Regions from separate parts of the Mus musculus genome. Here region 2 is linked to region 1. A link is a loop called in an ENCODE intact Hi-C map of the cell type or tissue named here. Cell type or tissue: heart. All regions are shown on one strand.

Region 1 (8,000 bases):
AGGGACAGCAGCCCCAGCGACACAGGAGAGGGTAGGTTCAAGATCAGGCCTAGTACCTGGGGCAGGGCCAGCTGGGACAGGGGTCTGGGGAGGGGAGGGATATAGCATGAGGCCCCAGAGTCACTGAGGTCTGGGTTGCGGGCCACAGAGGCACTTGGATCCTGCTTCCTTCTCCAGAATGAGCGTCTATTCACTCACTGACCCATTACCCTCTTATCTGTCAACTCCAGCTTTGGTTTGTTTAGGCAGGGTCTCGGGTATCCCAGATGTGCACCACTACAGCAGTTGATGGAGTGCTGGGGATGGAATCCTGGCCTCATATGTGACGGGGAAGCCTTCTGCCAATGGAACCCCAGAACCTCAACTTTTTGTTGTTTGCCCTTTTGACCCAGGCTCTCCATATGCAGTCCAGGCTGGCTTCCCGCTTAGTCCTGCCTTGGGCCAACAAGATGGCTCCACTACTCTTGACTAACTTCTGTCTTTCCCACCTTAATCGTAAGTTACTCATTTGGCTACCCTTTGGACTGGTACCAAGTTTATAAGTTCAGCCCATCGTTCAGTCAGACCCCATCTGCCATAGCCTCCCTGGCTCCCTTCAAGCCACCCTCTGTGTCATCCCACACGCCCAGAGGCAGTGCAGCCCACAGCCTAGGCCCTACCTCCTCCTGTCCCACCACACAGCGGCCAGGCCCAGGCCCTGCAGGGCAGCCATGATCACGTTGACATCATAGTTGCCGGTGCCCAAGAGACTGCGATGGGGGTTCAGCCGGGAATCTGGGGCTAGCCTGGGAAGGAGGGGGCAGAGCCAAGGTTTGAAATCCTGGAAAGGCCTCCACCTTCCCACATGATAGGAGAGGCCCAGAGCCTGGCCTTTGACGCGTCTCTCTTCAACCCCCACACAGTTTATCATCCTCACGTCCTGTTCTCCCTCCACCCCTGAGCCCTGTACTCTTAGACTGGCTAAGGCTTTATCTTTTCCCACTCAGAAACCCTTCCCAGCCTCTAGTCTCTCCCTCTAGCCTACCTTCAACTTCCAGGAGCCTGAGTTGCCCTGCTCCCTTCCTACTTCCACTTCTCCCGTGACTCCCAAGTGCTCTGGACAAAGTCCCTGCCCCTCCATTCTTCCCACTCGTCACGGTCTCTCTCCAGACCAGCTTCAGATGTCATTTCTTCTGGGAGAGGAGCCTTCAGACCCAAGACTGTGCTCAGAGTCCCTGGGTGATAGTCACATTCATGCCGCCATATCTGAATACAGAGTGCCCCTTTCTTTTGGGAACACCCTGCCCTACCCTGCTCAGAGGCATCCCTAGTGCCCTATCATCCCAGGACAGACGCCCACCTCCTCCAGTGGCAAGCAGGCCCTGCATAGCCTCAGCACCAGCTCTTAGCAGCCACCCATCCCAGATGTCCCTGTGCCCAAGCCTTCCCTCTAGCTCTCCCCAGCTCTGTGGCCCTGCTCCTCTGTAGGCCTGGACCCTTGGCGAGCAGTGTCAAGAGGGAGCCACTCATGTCTGCAGCTCTCCCAGCCTTCTCCCCCTTGTGACATCTGCCTCAGCTCGAGCTGCTCAGCATGTCCCTGGAGAAAGAGCTGGAGAAAGAGAGATGCGTATGTTCTAAGTAAGTCTGAAGTTTACAGATGAGGGCTGCCTGTGGATCTGGGCAAGGACTACAGGCTGGGGTGTCTATGTGCCCATAGAAGCACCCTGCAGCCTAGAGGTGGGAATGGGGAGAGAGATTCAAGAAAGTTTCTTACAAAAGTGATGGTTGAAATTGTGAGGCGCAAACAAAGGGACCAAGAAGGGGAAAAAAATGCCTTGTGTAACATGGGAACAGCCTGTTGGAGGCCTAGGAGTACATCGAAGGATGAAGCTGCAGAAAGGTAGGCAAGGACCCGAGCACACAAGGCCTTGAGTTCAGCCTGAAGGCCCGGGGCTAGTCCCTAGGAGTTCTGGGGAACCAAAGAGGGATAGAAGCAGAGGAGGGGGCAAGCAGCTGTGGGGCTGTGTGTAGGACGACCAGGAGAAGAAAAACAGACAGCTGGGAGGTTGTGACAGAGGCTCAGATAAGAGAGGTTGAGGCCAAAGCTGGGGCTGAGGCTGTGAGAAGCAGCAGGTGGGAGGGCAGGCAACAGCTCCTGGATCGGAGCCTTGGCCCTGCTAGGGTCCCAGGAAGGCTCCCGTGCCTCTCTGAGCCCTGCTCTTCCAGGGCGGGGAACAATGGCAGTCACCTCTTGCAGATTTCGTCGGCAGCCTCCTGGCTAAAGAGCTGCTCTTGAAGGACGTTGTTGAGAGCATGGACAGCACACAGCTCTAGCCGCTGCCGCTCATGATACACTGAGGGTGGACTCGGCCTTGCTTCCGGAGCCTGAGACATGCCCTCCTCAGCTCCTGCTGCGGGGTGGGACAAGGAGGTGTTAGGCACCTAGGATCTTGCTCATTCGGTTCTCTAGATTCCTGGGTCCCTGGGCAATGGACATTGAGATGGGCACTGGGGCTAGCTTAGGAGGCCGTGAGGCCCTGACCCTATTTCCCAGGCTGTCTCCAGAGCACAGAGACACCTTTTGAGCCCAGTCCTGGGAGTGGGGGGAGTAGAGGCTCTCATCTGCTCACCTGGCAATAGAGACCCACCCCCACTACATGTCTCCAAGCAAAAGGGTCCTGATCATCATCACCTAGCAATGGACTACCACCCCTTCTGTCCCTAGGAAACAATACCTTTTTAGTTCCCAAGCAACAGAACAACCCCACCCTCTGGGTATCCTGGTCCGTTTTCTGATCACCTAGCAATGGAGGACTCCTCCTTTCCCGTCTCTGGGTAACAGGGTCTCTTCTGGTCGCCTAGCAACGAAAGACTTCCCCTCCTCAATAACCAGGGTTCTCGCCTCCCTTCACCTGGCAACGAGGCCCTCTACCAGTTACTAAGCAACAGGAGCCCCCACCTTTTCCTGTCACCTGGCAACCAGGCACACTCCCACCCGCCTTTGCTTGTCGCCCGCCTGGCCCTCACCCCGCCGGCCTTTCTGCTCCCCGGGACCGACCGCTTTCGCATTCCCTAGGCAGCGACCGGGTGGTAGCACGCTGACTGAGCAGGCGAAAGGGACTACAGCTCCCGGCGACTTGCGCGCGCCGAACTGCGATTCCCGAAGGCCTCCGTAGGGCGTCTAAATAGGACGCGCAGTCCGGAAGTCCTCCGGGGCTGCTCTGCCGCGTGGGACTACAACTCCCATCGGACAAAGCAGCCAGTTCTCGTTCTCTCCCAGGGCTCACTGCTGCCTAGAGGTTTCTGGGAGTTGTGGTAACGAGTGATCTCGCGATAGCTTTCAGGGGGCTGGTTTGTGTATGAGCTCGCACGCTGCTGCTATGGCGTCATACTCAGTGTGTAGCTGAAGCGTGACGACATAGAGGTGGGGACAAGGAACCAAAGAGGCCAAAGAGAACAGTGGGCTGAACTCTGATGTTTACTGGGACCCATAGTTGTCAATATGACAGTAAGGGTAGTAGGGGAGGAGACTCAGCAGAGGTGGATCCCAGGTCTGGAGGTGAGCTGACAGCAGCCTGTGGGGAGAATGAAAAACTAGGATGACAACACAGACACATGCAGGTGGCCATGGTGGACGTGGGTTTTGGAAAAGGTAATGTGGTACAAGTCAAGGAGGATACTCAGAAAGAGATGTGGCATGTGGATGTAGAGACCTAGAGGGGGACCCAGATGCTGAGAGAAAGCGGGGCGGGGAAAGAGAGGCTCATAGAGCCTGGGAGTGAGAACTAAGAATGAGAAAAGACAGAAAACTGGGGTTGGGACACCCAACATGTGAGCTCTGCCGAGCACAAACGCCAAGGGACCCTTGGAGGGGCCTGCCGCACCCAGTAGGCTGTGCCAGAAGGCTGTAACAGTAGCAGAGCCGGTGACAGCGCCAGGCTGGGCTGGGTTCTCTCTGTGGGTGTGCACGGCAAAGCTGCGACCTGAAGGCCCTGGGGGTCCTAGCAGCTCCACATCCACCACGTGCATGTCGGTGAGGCTGCAGCCGGCAGAGAAGTGCAGTCAGTCCACCCGGAGTGTACACAGCTGTGCCACCTACGCCCTGTGCTTACCTAAGGTCAGCCACAAGCACCCCAATGACACGGTCGAAGCCTAGACTGGGGGCAGCCAGGGCAGCAGCTGCCATGGTGTTAGAGTTTCGGGGGGCCAAGGGACAGAGCCCACGCACAGGGCCCTCATAGAGCACTGTGCGGGGCCCACTACTGTGGGCTGCAGCCAGGGGTCCCTCCAGCCGGAAGCCATCAGGATGTGTGGCCATGGTGACTCGAAGGCTCTGGAAGCAATGGCAGGGTCAGGAGATTGAGACTCTTACATGTTCCGTCTGGCAGCCCAGACAGTCCTCACCTGGAGGCCTCCGGCTGCATCCAGTCTGCTGATGTCTTCACTGCCCCATAGGGCCCCTCGGGCCACAAACACAGTGTGGCCCCAGCGCTTTGAAGCCTCCAGGAGCTGCTGCTCTGTGGTCTGGTCAGCCAGAGCTGAGGGGGATCCCACCTTGGGACACGGATGGTAGAGAGAGGCAAGGCCAAGACCCAGATTACTGCTGGAGGGTGGGATGCAGCCAACACAGAGAGGGACTCACTGAGGGGCAAGGAGGCTCACCAGGAGGTTTGCATGGCGAAGGATTTGTGCCCCAGATTCATGGATTATTTTGGGGTGGGCCACTTCTACCACAAGGTCAGGGTGCCTAGGAAGAGAGACATGGAGGGGGAGGGCCTTGGAGAAGAGTCAGGTCTCCTGTCTCCCAGGTCCTCAGGGTTTGGAGGGATAGCACTGCTTACCCTGGCTGAGGGAGGGGAGTGGGATAGTGGGTGCATTCTAGTTTCTCTTTATATGCACTGAGACTCAGAAAGGGTCAAAGGGTTGTCTGACACAGGGAGGCAGGAAGCAGCTTTGGGGAGGCTCCTTCTGTGGGGCGCTGACCTTTCCTCAAGGGCAGTGAGGTCTTGGAGCTGCAGGGCAGGGGGCACACTCCCTGCCATCCGTCCAGGGTCACGGTTCCACACAAAAACAAGTTCTAGGCCCAGTTCTGATCCCTGAGCCAGAAGGCGGGACACAAGGGACTGTCCTGCAGAGACAGGAGGGCTAGGGATCCAAGGAAAGGAGAGAGACCCTCCCCTCCTAAGTCAGGGAGATTGGGGGTGGGGGGGGGTCAGGGACCTAGAGACAGAATACAGTCAGAAGCCCAGAGAGGAGAGGCAGACAGACACACAGACAGAATACATAGAAACCTAGAAAGGAGAGACAGAGATGCCCCACATACACAGAGACACATACACACAGAGACAGAGACACAAAGACCCAGACACACACACAGAGATGAGAGCAAGAAGAAAGACAGACAGAAGATGGGAGAGAGAAGAGGGGAAGGTGGGGGGGGGGAGAGACAGAGACAGACAGACCTTGGAGACCCAGAGAAAGGACAGAGACCTAGAGAGAGGCAGATACCCAGAGATAAACACTCTCTCAGAGGGAGAGACACAGAGAGACAGAGGGAGGCCCAGTGAGTGGGCAGAAGGCAGGCTGGGCTGGCAGGCTGGGGTGAAAGATAGATGGAAGCAAATGTTTCTGGAACATTAGGAACAGGGCATAGAAAGAGACCCCAGGCCAGGTCTTACTCACCCAGGCGGCCATAGCCCACCACCCCCACCTTGTAAGGAACTTGAGGGAGCGTACTGGTGGCCATGGTCTTTAACAAGGTACCCTGCTGTGGGGGATCTGCTGTGCTTGCTGGCCCCTGTACCAGGCCTGACAGTGAATGAACTTTGGACTTTGACCCCTGACTCTCTCCACTGAGGGAGGGAACAGGATGGGGAGGGTGTCCTTTTCCAGCCCTCTGCCCTCCTGCTGGCTGGCATGGTGGCTTGGAAGCTAGGCCTTGCATGGCCCTATGTGCCCACTACCCCACGGCCTCCTGAGCAGCCCACATTCTCCCATTCCTGCTGAGGTAGAAAATTCCCTTTACAGCCCCCCTCCTCAGTCTGGCCAGCAGGTTGTCATGGAGACTGCATTTTCCTTGGGATGGGGGAAGAACTGGGGACAGGAATTTAGGTCTCCCACCAAGCCCCTTACAAACCTCTTGATCTCCTTTTTTTCCCCCCTCTAAAGTCTAAGTGGAAAGGTCTGGCTGGAATGTATGTGGTCCTGCAGGCCCCACCTGTGTCCTGTCTTTCCCAGTCCTCCGTGCTCCTCAGTCCTGGCTGGAGTCCCCTTCTTCACTCCAGTGTCTGATTGTCCTTGAGCTCACCTTAACTGTCCACCATTCATTCCACCTTGAGGCCACAATCTCCAGCCTCTTTGTATTCTTGGTCCCCTGACCCCCTCCTGTCTCCTTTCCTGTCCATGAAGAAGGGACCTGCATGGCTTGGGGAGTCTCTGAGTGTCCCAGGATGAGCCCAGCCACTGGCTGGCAGGCCTGGCATGGGACATGTCAGGCTGCAGCAGGCCAGCTCCCTGCCCCCATTGCCACCTGGTACAGCCGCATTGTTGCCATGGTAACCAGGATCCTAGCCGAGATGGTTGCGGAGAAAGCAGAAAAGATGGAGAACCTAAAGTGCATGCGCAACAGCTCTGTCCCAGGCTCCATCAGCAGAGAGGAGCTGGGTGGGGAAGGAGATAGGGCCAGAACCTGACAGTTGTCACAGATAAAGAATCCACTTAGCACTGGGGAGGGAGGGAGAAGATGGAGGGGTGGGGTCAGTTAGAAAAATCAGGAAGAAGTGGGGACAGGGACAAGAGGGCAGGAACACAGGGTTCAAAGAGTTGGAGGGGAGGTGCCTGCTCCCTATCTCTGATAGAGGTGTGCACCCTGGGGCCTTCCCTGTCCACAGAGGGTCTAGTTGTGCTATGTGTGGATGACAGGCCAAGCCTGCATTAGGCTAGCCCAGGGGTCCATGTGCTGTGTGCCTGATTGGCTACCTCTCTATCTCCCTAGGCCTTCTCAAACTTCCCAGGTAACTTTAGCTGTCTGGAGGTTAAACCTTGGACACATGGGTCATGCAGAGATGTCACTAATGTCCCCACTTTAGCACTAGTCCTGGCCTGGCTGCACATTTTTCTCCTTGGTAATTGCAGACGCTGCAGGTGACTCTGCCCTCCATGTCCCTGGTCTACTTACCGTGTCCCTCATGTGGTCCAGACCTGTTTATTCTGTGCACCTCCATTGTGCAGACTCTGTCTCCCAAGTAGCCAGGGATGTGTGTGGAGGGGACTCTCTTGTGGGGACACAACCACTTGCTCACTAGTGTCCCCCAGACTGTCAGTGCTGCTTCCTAGGCAGCCGTGCCTATAGACGGACGGTCCCGTTAAGCGGCATGATGGCTTCCCGTTTCTGGGGAGGCACACATGGAGCAAGCCGGGGAGGCTGGGGTGTAGCTCTCCTGCCCACACTGTGGCCCACAGACCCCCCCAGTATCCCACAGTTAGTTCTCTTGTTCCATGCTACCCTTGGAGCTTTGCGGTCCTAGGTCCCTTCTGGCTTGGGTTGTGTGCTGTGTGTGTGATGGGGGAGGCACCAGAGTCAGAAAGGAACAACAGCTAGACATGGGGATGGAGACAGAGACACAGAAGGGCAGCTACTGAACCCCCAGCACATGGGGAGATGGAGCCGTGCTGCTATGTGCTGGGTGAGCCTGTTCCTCTCTGGAATCTCGGGGATAGAGAGTCCCAGAGCTGTAACTTTGGAGTATCCACTCTCCCCTCCTGGGAGGACAGCATCGCTGGCTGCCTATCCTCTCCTCGTCCCACCCTCAGGAGCTTTGTGCCCTGTTTCTCTTCAATACTTTCATGCCCCCCCCCCCAAAAAAATTTTTTTTTACTTTTTCCGTGTTTTTTTTTTTTTTTAAAGTAATTACAGAGCAGGTAGTGATTGACGCAAACCTCCCTTCAGTATCAAAAGAGTCTGTGGGGTGGGGTGGGCCTGCCAGGGCCGCGAGTGGAGCTCGCTGTTGGGGGCATTGTCG
Region 2 (8,000 bases), 220 kb after region 1:
TCCAGACAGTCTTTCTGCTCTTACCTGAAGGGAAGTAGGATGTTTGTAGAAACCACCTATAGGCAGGAAGGAGAGGGGACAGAGGTTGGCAAGGGACACGAAGACCATGGCACCCCCCTATTCATTCCTCCTTGTAGTCAGGACCCCTCAGACCCCAGGGTGTCAAAGGTCCCTGGGGGCACCATGTCTTCAGGATGGTCAGAGCCCAGTGCTGGACATCAAGGGGGTCCGCAAGCATACACACTGACAGCACAGAGTCTAAACTGAGCTGTTTGTCCTAGCACTTTAGGCAGCTCTCTGCTTACCTGGAGGGAAGCCTGGTTGTCTGAAGGAACTGCCTCTGTCTGTTGGCAGGAGGGAGAGGAGAAAGGCTGGTGAGACTCACAAAGACCACAGCTTCCCCATCCACTCCCTTTGTCGCCAGGGCCCCTCAGACCCCAGGGTGTCAAAGGTCCCTGGGGGCACCATGTCCTCAGGATGGTCAGAGCCCAGTGCTGAACATCAGAGGGGTCCTGGTAATATTAATACCCTCCCTTTCTAAGGTCCTAGGGCCATGCAAAGTCCCAAGGGGGACAGTATAGCCCAGTGCTCAGAAATCCACCCAAGAGAATGGCTGACACTTGGTTTTAGAGAACCCAGGACCCTTAGGGGTAACACTTCCCTGTTTCCTTGCTTAAGACAGTTTATGTGGGCAAAGTTGCTTCTACCTCCCAAGGTAGAAGATTTTCGATACATTCTATACTCCCCGCCCCCAATCTTACTCACTTATTTTTGTATGTAGTCCAGTCTGGATGTTAACTCAGGATCCTCCCGCCTCAGCCACCTGGAATGTTGGGATTATAGGCACGTGCCACAGTTACCCCTCAATTGTCTACACTGACCTGCATGCTGTAGACTGAGGTTGCTGTGTCCTTGGGAATGTGGGGCAAATGAGACAGAGACTGGTCTTGGTCTCATGGCTCAGCCCTAGGACTGTTTGGAATTTCCAGGGTATAGTGAACATGTCCCTAAGTGGCTTCCACCCTTCTTCCAGACCTGTTTCCCCCTAAACCAACTCTTCAACTTGCCTGAGTTTGAGGTTAGCACCTCTGTTCCACCCTGCAACTTGGGGGAAGTAATGACTTTGCATTCTGCAAAGAAATGACACCTGCCTAAGACCCTGGTGAGATGTAGTGAACTCATTTGCTTCAAATACTGGCCCTCTTCTCCTCTACCCTACAGTCTTGTTATATAGCACAGGCTGGCCTTGGACCCTATAGTTGTTGGTTGATTAAATCCAAATTATAGAAAGTAACTCCTCTCCAGCTCTCTGTACCTTTTCAGTTCACATCTTTGCCCAGTCCAGAGACTCCGTGTGTTCAGTGCTATGCAGAGTGCTTTGTTATTAGCCCAAGCCCAGTATGGTCAGATAGAAAACATCTTAAGGTCAACAGCAGAGCCATTGTTTTCCCTGTTCCCAACACCTAAGAAACAAGGAGATATTCTCCTAGAGCTGAGAACGTGTTCTTTTTTAGATAACACACATGCCTGTCTTCTGATAAATCTTGTTATTTTAATAATAGAACCTATGTAAATTCAAGGTTCTTTAAAAAATAAAAAGTATCTTTTTTTTGGGGGGTACAAATTATTTGCTAGGCCCTAAACGATGCTCAAAGCTACATTGTCTTCAGTCCACAAATCCAGTGGGCAGGCGCTAATGCCGATATTTTGTTCTCTACTGAGTTTGAAAATTTGGTCCTTTCTGTACCTTACCCAGTCCTTACCCTTAGAAGACAGAAAATACTGCCACCCTCTCTATGTAACTGCAGAGGACTTAGGTGCCTGCCCTTGATGTGTCTGTTCCATTCAGCACCCAGGTTTATTGAGGTGGTTTACTGACTGGTATGGAGTTATGAACAGCAGGTCTGGGATCTTTACCTACACCTGACTGATCCCATTTAAGTTAAGAGTTTTAATATGTAATACCCTATAATTGCGGGTTCATTAAATCCAACTTATAGAGAGTAACTGAAAAGGAAGGTACACTATTTATTTTAGGTGTGGACAGATTAAAAAGTAAAGGCTCTTACCACAGTAAGATGATGATGGATGGCTACGTGGCTTCAAGATACACCTGTAATACCGAAAGGACTTGGTGAGGGTTATGTGTGGGGCCAGCCCACAGGTACAGAACATCAAATTTAGAGGTCCTCAGATCTCCAGGTGTCAAAGGTCCTGGAGGGGCACTGTGTCCTCAAGGGTGTTTGGAGCCCAGTGCTAAACATCACAGGAGCCTCAGGCCTTCTGCAATGTCAAGGCTACTTGCCTTCAGGGATGGTGGCCAAGCTAACACAATAGAAAAGATTGACAAACACAAAATCCACTAGAGGCTCCAAGTTCCCCAGTCCAGTAGGTCCATAGAGATTCCCTATGGACATGATGTTCTGTCTTGGTTCGTAACCTTGAAAAACACAACCTGCAAAGACACACATCCTTCTGAGGAGCCTGGTGGGAGAACTATGGGGGTTCTACAGAGCAAAATGCAAACAAGCAAAACCCTGCTGAGATTTTATATATATAATATAGGCTTATATACATATATATATTTATATAAATAAATAAATAAATAAATGGAAGGCCCAGTGACTTACTCAGCGAGATTTGAACCACCCTGTGAAAGCTGTCTGGGAGATGATTTAGCAAGGAACACAAAGAGAACAGTAGGATTCCCAAGAGGAAAGAGTTTAATCAAGTGTGATAATGGCACTGACCAGTAAGTAGGCAGAAAAAGATTGGTTTACAGGCAAAGGTGTGGTTAAAATATTTTGGGAGAAATATGTAATTTACTTGAGTAGCTGAACCGAAAATGCTTGTACCATCAGGCCCTACAAGACCATCCTGTAGCCATTGTATTAGTATTCTTGCAGGTGAACAAAGGCCTGGCTCCCTTCCTCCTCGTCTACTCCTACCTGCTGCTCCGAAGCAATCCAGTCCTCCACGTGCACTCACTTCCGCCTTGGTAACTCCGTATCGTGTATCTGCCCCTACACCCCATCCTCCTCCAGCCCTCATGTGTTCTAGGTTGCACAAAATTGCCAAAATCCCACACGGGGGAGGGGCAGTGGTAGAGATTTCCTACGGAGAGAACCTGCAGGTAGCACGGGGCTGTCACTGGGAGGAAAGATTCTATGTCACACACCCCCCTCCCTGTCGCCTAAAAAAAAAAAAAAAACCGGGAAGATGGCGGACAAGACCCGCGACGTGAGCAGCAGAAATGGCGTAGCCCGGCTAAGGCAAGACAAAGGAAGGCCTGGCCCGGCATCCCAAGCTCCACAAACCTGGCGAAAGGCATTGTCCCGAAAGTACCCGCATCCGCCCCTTCGAGAGAAACCCTGGTTCCAGCCCGAGCACGCCCGCGGCCCCAAGCAGCGCCCTTGAGCCCGTCCGCGCGACAGGTACACCCGTGACCAGGCCACGGACACCTCGGGACACGTGCTTCCCAGGGTGCAAAGCAGCACCACCGACTGGAAGGTACCGAGGCCAACACCGTGGAAAAACTCACCGGGACAGACCTCACCTCACACGCGATCGCCACAGGCGCGCGCCACCGCCGCGTGTCCCCATTTATAGCGCGCGCTGCCCGTCAGCCCCACCCATCGCGCTCGCAAGGCCCCGCCTCCAGCGGCTCTTGGGCCCCGCCCTGAGGTAGCCCACACTTACGCCTGAGCCGGGGATCCTGCTTTCACGGTGGCAGAAAGAATAAACGTCTGTTGCCCTTAGGACATTCCTGATCAGGTGATAAGGTACGTTGTTCCCAAAGAGGATGAAGAGAATGAAGAACATATCTGAAAGGTTCTTCCGTTACTTCCGTCAGGCAGCTCTTAGACAGCTCCCAAGGAGAGGGCGGGACGAGAAAGCCCCCCATGGGGTGGGGGTTTGGCCAGAACCGGAAATCCCCCGACTTGCCAGCGCGGCAGGCTAGCTCGTTTTTGCTGCAGAAGCTGGGGTCCGCTAAAAGGGCCCACCCGGCAGTAGTCGCAGCTGCGGCGCGGGAGGCAGGACCAGCACACACTGGCAGACTTTTAGGGAACCATGGGTGTGGTGTAGTTAGAGGGCTGGGTTCTGTGATGTGCGGGCCCGGAGCGGGGACGCTAGGGCGGAAAGGAGGGGAATTCCCTGTGCCAGAAAGAGGGCAGGTTGGGGTCTGGACCCCTGGGTGTGAGGGAGGGTGGGTGGTGTCTGGACCCTTGTGTATGAGGGCGTGAGGCTGGAGGGCTGCACTACTGGGTTTGAATCTGGAGGCTGAGATAAGGACTGCTGGGTCTGAGGAAGGAGGCGGAGGGCTGGAACCCCTAGGTCTTGGGGGATAAGGGTCAGGGTTCTGAATACTTGGATGAGCTCGAAGTGGGTCCTCAACCACAGAAGTCATAGAACATTTTTTTTTTAAAAGTCTGCACCTCATACCAGTTCTCTCTTTCTTCATTTTGCCCTCCAAATAGTCTATGTTACACTCTTCAAGCTCTAGATTCCTTAATGTGACCTGAGTATTCTTTGTTTAGCTGGCCCTCTGCTCATTAGGGCTCTTTCTCATTCCGCTGGGGAGACTGGCCTGGGAACCTAGTGGTCTGAAGTAAAGGGAAAGATTCTTCTCTTAGGTAAACGAGTTTCCATTATTGCTGCTGGCTCACACCAGAGGAAAGTCAATAGTTTGATGAGACAAGGCCTCTCTCTCTAGAACAGGCTGGCCTTGAGCTCAGAAAGCTCCCTGTCTGCTTCTGTGCTTGGCTCCCGTTACCACATTGATGGTTAATATGGTCAACTTCTCCAAATCTGGTATTACCTAGGAAAGAAGCCTTGGAGCATACCTTGTGGAGAGTTATCTAGGTTAGCTTAGCCGCTGACCATGCACAGGTTATCTTAGTTGGGTTAGTTGACCTGGGAAGGCACACCCACTATTGGGGAACCATGGGCTGCATAAATGGAGAAAGCTGAGCACCAGTGTAAATGTCCCTCTGACTGCAGATGCAGTGTGACCAGCAGCCTCCTCAAGCTCCTGCCTCCTTGACCCTCACCTTACCTCTCCATGTGATGAACTGCACTTTGAACTGTGAACCTGTCCCCTTACGTGGCGTTTATCAGGGTGTTTTATCATAGCAACAGAAAAATAAGACACCTTTCTCTTTCCCCATAGCATGGACCCCCTTACCTTCATCTATGGGCACATACATTGCATCTGTCTGCACAGTATTGACACTGTTTATTTGATTACTTGTAGATCTAGTATAAGACAGAGTTGTTACTCTGTTTAAAAATGGACGCATTTGCTTGGGGAATGTGGCTCAGTTGGTAGAGTGCCTGTCCAACATGAAGGAAGCGCTGGGTTCATCCCTAACATTAGACCAGGCATGCTTGTGTCCACCTAGAATGCCAGCAAGAGACTGAGAACTTAGATTCCATCTTGGCTACATAGTGAGTTCCAGACCAACCTGAAATACATGAGAACACATCTAAATTTTTTCCTTTGAAAATACAATGTGCTTATTTTAGATTTATATGTATGAGTGTTTTGCTTGCATGTGTGTGTGCTTGGTACCCTTAGAGGTCAGATGGGAGTGTTGAAACTGGAGTTCTGGGCAGTTGGAAACCGCCATGAGGGTTTTGGGGATCAAGCCCTGGTTCTCTGTAAAACTCTTAAAAGCTGAGCCATCTGTCCAGACCCTTGTGACTTTTTTTTTTGATAACTCAATTATACAGTTTTTTTATTTTTATTTTCATTTGTCTGAGTGTGCACGTTGGGGGGGGGATATGCATATGTATGAATGCAGTACCTGCAGAGGCTAGAAGGGCAGAGCTGGAGTTACAGGCAGTTGTGAGGTATCCAATATGGATGCTAGGAACCATACTCATTCTTCTGGAAAAGCAAGCAAGAACTCTTAACCACTAGGCCATCTGTCTTAGGGCTTTATTGCTGTGAAGAGACACCATGGCCAAGGCAACTCATAAAGGAAAACACTTAGTTGGGGCTGGCTTACAGTTCAGCAGTCTAGTCCACTATCATCATGGTGGGAAACATGGCAGTGTGCAGGCAGACATGGTGTTGGAGGAGCTGGGATCTACATCTTGATTCACAGGCAGCAGAAGGAGCCTATGTTCCACACTGGGCAGGGCTTGAGCATAAGAGACCTCACCACCAAACCTACCCTCCACAATGACACACTTCCTCCAACAAGATCACACCTACTCCCACGTGGCCACTCCTCCTTATAGGACCACTCCCATGAGCCAAGCATTCAAACACATGAGTCTGGGGGGAGGCTATACCTATTCAAATCACCACACCATCTCTCCAGCCTTTTGATCATGCAGTTCTTGGTTGCCTCTATTCTACAGACAAGGACACTGAGTCCCAAGTGGGTCAGCCTTGCTATGAGTCATGGAGGTAGTCAGGAACAGTCTCTAGACCTATGCGAGTGAGCAAAGGGACCCTCCTTTCCCTGCATGGGACACGGTAACCTTTCCCCACTCATCAGAAGCCTCTTGGCCCCACACCTCCCTCCTCAAACCGGACACTGAACAGACTTGTGTTGCGGGCATTTGGGAAGAAGAGAAAGGGGTGGGGAGGCTGGACTGCAGGAAAGGACAGGAGGGGAGCTGAGGATATGAGCAGGATTTTCTCAGAAAAGGTGAGATATTGATGGTACGACTAAAGGGTGGAGCTAGGGAACAGTAATGGACACCTTTAATCCTAGCATTCAGGAGGCAGAGGCAGGCGCATCTCTGAGTTCCGGCTAGCCTAGTCAAAACAGACCCTGTCTCAATAACAAAAAAACCCCATGACAGACAGTAAAAGCTGAAAGTCAACTGTTCAACATGCTTAAGCAACTTGTTGTGGTAGTGACTCACACCTTTAATCTCAGCACTCTGGAGGCAGAGGCAAGAAGATTTCAATGAGTTTGAGGCCAGCCTGGTCTACAGAGCAAGTTTCATGACAGCCGTGGCTACACAGGGAAACCCTGTCTTGAACCCCCCCCCCAAAAAAAAAAAACCCATCCAAAACAAATCAAAGCCCTGCCATTTGTTTCCTGAGGACCCTCACCCCAGTCTCTTTTCTGACCTTTGACATTAGACAGAATCCCTTTTCTATCCCTCTACTTAGGAGGGAAAAGGTGGACAAGGTAGCGGGTAAGGAAATATAGCAGTTCCATGAAATGCTTTATTCACCATACAGAGCCAAATAAAGAAATACTCTGGGCAGAAGATATTTTTCTTTAAAATATAAATTAGTATTCTGGGTTGAAGGGAGTCAGAAATTACATAACTTGAGTATGGGGGGGGTGTTGTCAGGCAGCTGACAGCCATTGTTAGTTCATTGTCATGTCTTAAGACCATGTAGGCTGGAGTGATAGGATAGACCAGAAATTGATGTAGTTCAGATAGGAGAAGAAACCTGAGAGAGAAAGAGGGCAGAGGACACAGAGGTCAGTAGGCTAGCCTCACCTGGTACCCTACACTGTCATAACCCAGACCCTGCCCCATCCTTAAACCCCAAATCAACTTCACCCTCACCTTGTCCCTAGCCCACCCCAAGCCTACAAGAATCCCTAGCCCTGACTCCAAGCCCAGTCCCATCCTCCCTGGATCTGTGGGAAACCCTACCCCGACTCCCAACCATGCCCACAACACCATCTGCACCCCAGAGCCCAGCCAGACCAATCATGAAGAAGAAGAAGACATTGATCCAGGCAAGGTAGAAACTGCTTCCCAGGGTGTAGGTCATGCCTTCCTGGAGGAACTTTCGGGCTTGCATCAGATAGAATAGGACCCCCAGAATGATGTTGATCCCTGTATAGCACAGGACAGGCGTGACTTCCTCCCCCTGCCCCCAGGTGTAGTCACGGGCTGTGGCTTTCTTTAAACTCCGTATGCAGCTGAGGGTGACCTTGAATTCTTCCTGTCTCAGACATGCATCACCATGCCATGCTCAGTGTATACAGTTTGGGGATGGACCCTAGGGCTTTGTG

The links. Hi-C counts contacts between places; a loop is a spot of excess contacts. Peaks named below come from ENCODE experiments on the same cell type or tissue, not always from the same donor. Only the 100,000 strongest peaks of a DNase experiment are listed, where the experiment ranks them.
Region 2: it touches region 1 in a loop (4-fold over the local background); 4 of 42 quality-filtered maps call a loop at or near these places.

What each region holds. Positions count from the first base shown.
Region 1 is chr7:44,463,197-44,471,196 of GRCm38, reverse strand. Lrrc4b (leucine rich repeat containing 4B) reads right to left here. Exons shown (of 3, transcript NM_198250.1): 3 at 7,846-8,000. It overlaps Aspdh (aspartate dehydrogenase domain containing), which reads right to left and starts at 5,762. Exons shown (of 7, transcript NM_026690.1): 1 at 5,662-5,762; 2 at 4,963-5,107; 3 at 4,642-4,726; 4 at 4,384-4,533; 5 at 4,092-4,312; 6 at 3,864-4,018; 7 at 3,446-3,554. The coding sequence starts at 5,725. The coding sequence ends at 3,511. Josd2 (Josephin domain containing 2) reads right to left here and starts at 3,217. Exons shown (of 5, transcript NM_001205071.1): 1 at 3,007-3,217; 2 at 2,228-2,390; 3 at 660-785; 4 at 1-84. The coding sequence starts at 2,373. Mir7052 (microRNA 7052) reads right to left here and starts at 850; the gene lies at 786-850. In heart, a CTCF peak has its summit at 3,144; DNase peaks (open chromatin) are centred at 736, 3,226, 4,246 and 4,436; H3K4me3 peaks cover 4,035 bases; H3K27ac peaks cover 7,429 bases; H3K27me3 peaks cover 1,565 bases.
Region 2 is chr7:44,242,365-44,250,364 of GRCm38, reverse strand. Gm36864 (predicted gene, 36864) reads right to left here. Exons shown (of 5, transcript NM_001378657.1): 4 at 7,690-7,821; 5 at 7,179-7,426. The coding sequence ends at 7,359. It overlaps 2410002F23Rik (RIKEN cDNA 2410002F23 gene), which reads right to left and starts at 3,643. Exons shown (of 6, transcript NM_025880.4): 1 at 3,542-3,643; 2 at 2,070-2,113; 3 at 766-823; 4 at 306-344; 5 at 25-56. Snord88c (small nucleolar RNA, C/D box 88C) reads right to left here and starts at 510; the gene lies at 427-510. Snord88a (small nucleolar RNA, C/D box 88A) reads right to left here and starts at 215; the gene lies at 144-215. It also overlaps LOC115486841. In heart, no CTCF peak of the experiment used is centred here; DNase peaks (open chromatin) are centred at 3,114, 3,654 and 3,924; H3K4me3 peaks cover 3,025 bases; H3K27ac peaks cover 2,281 bases.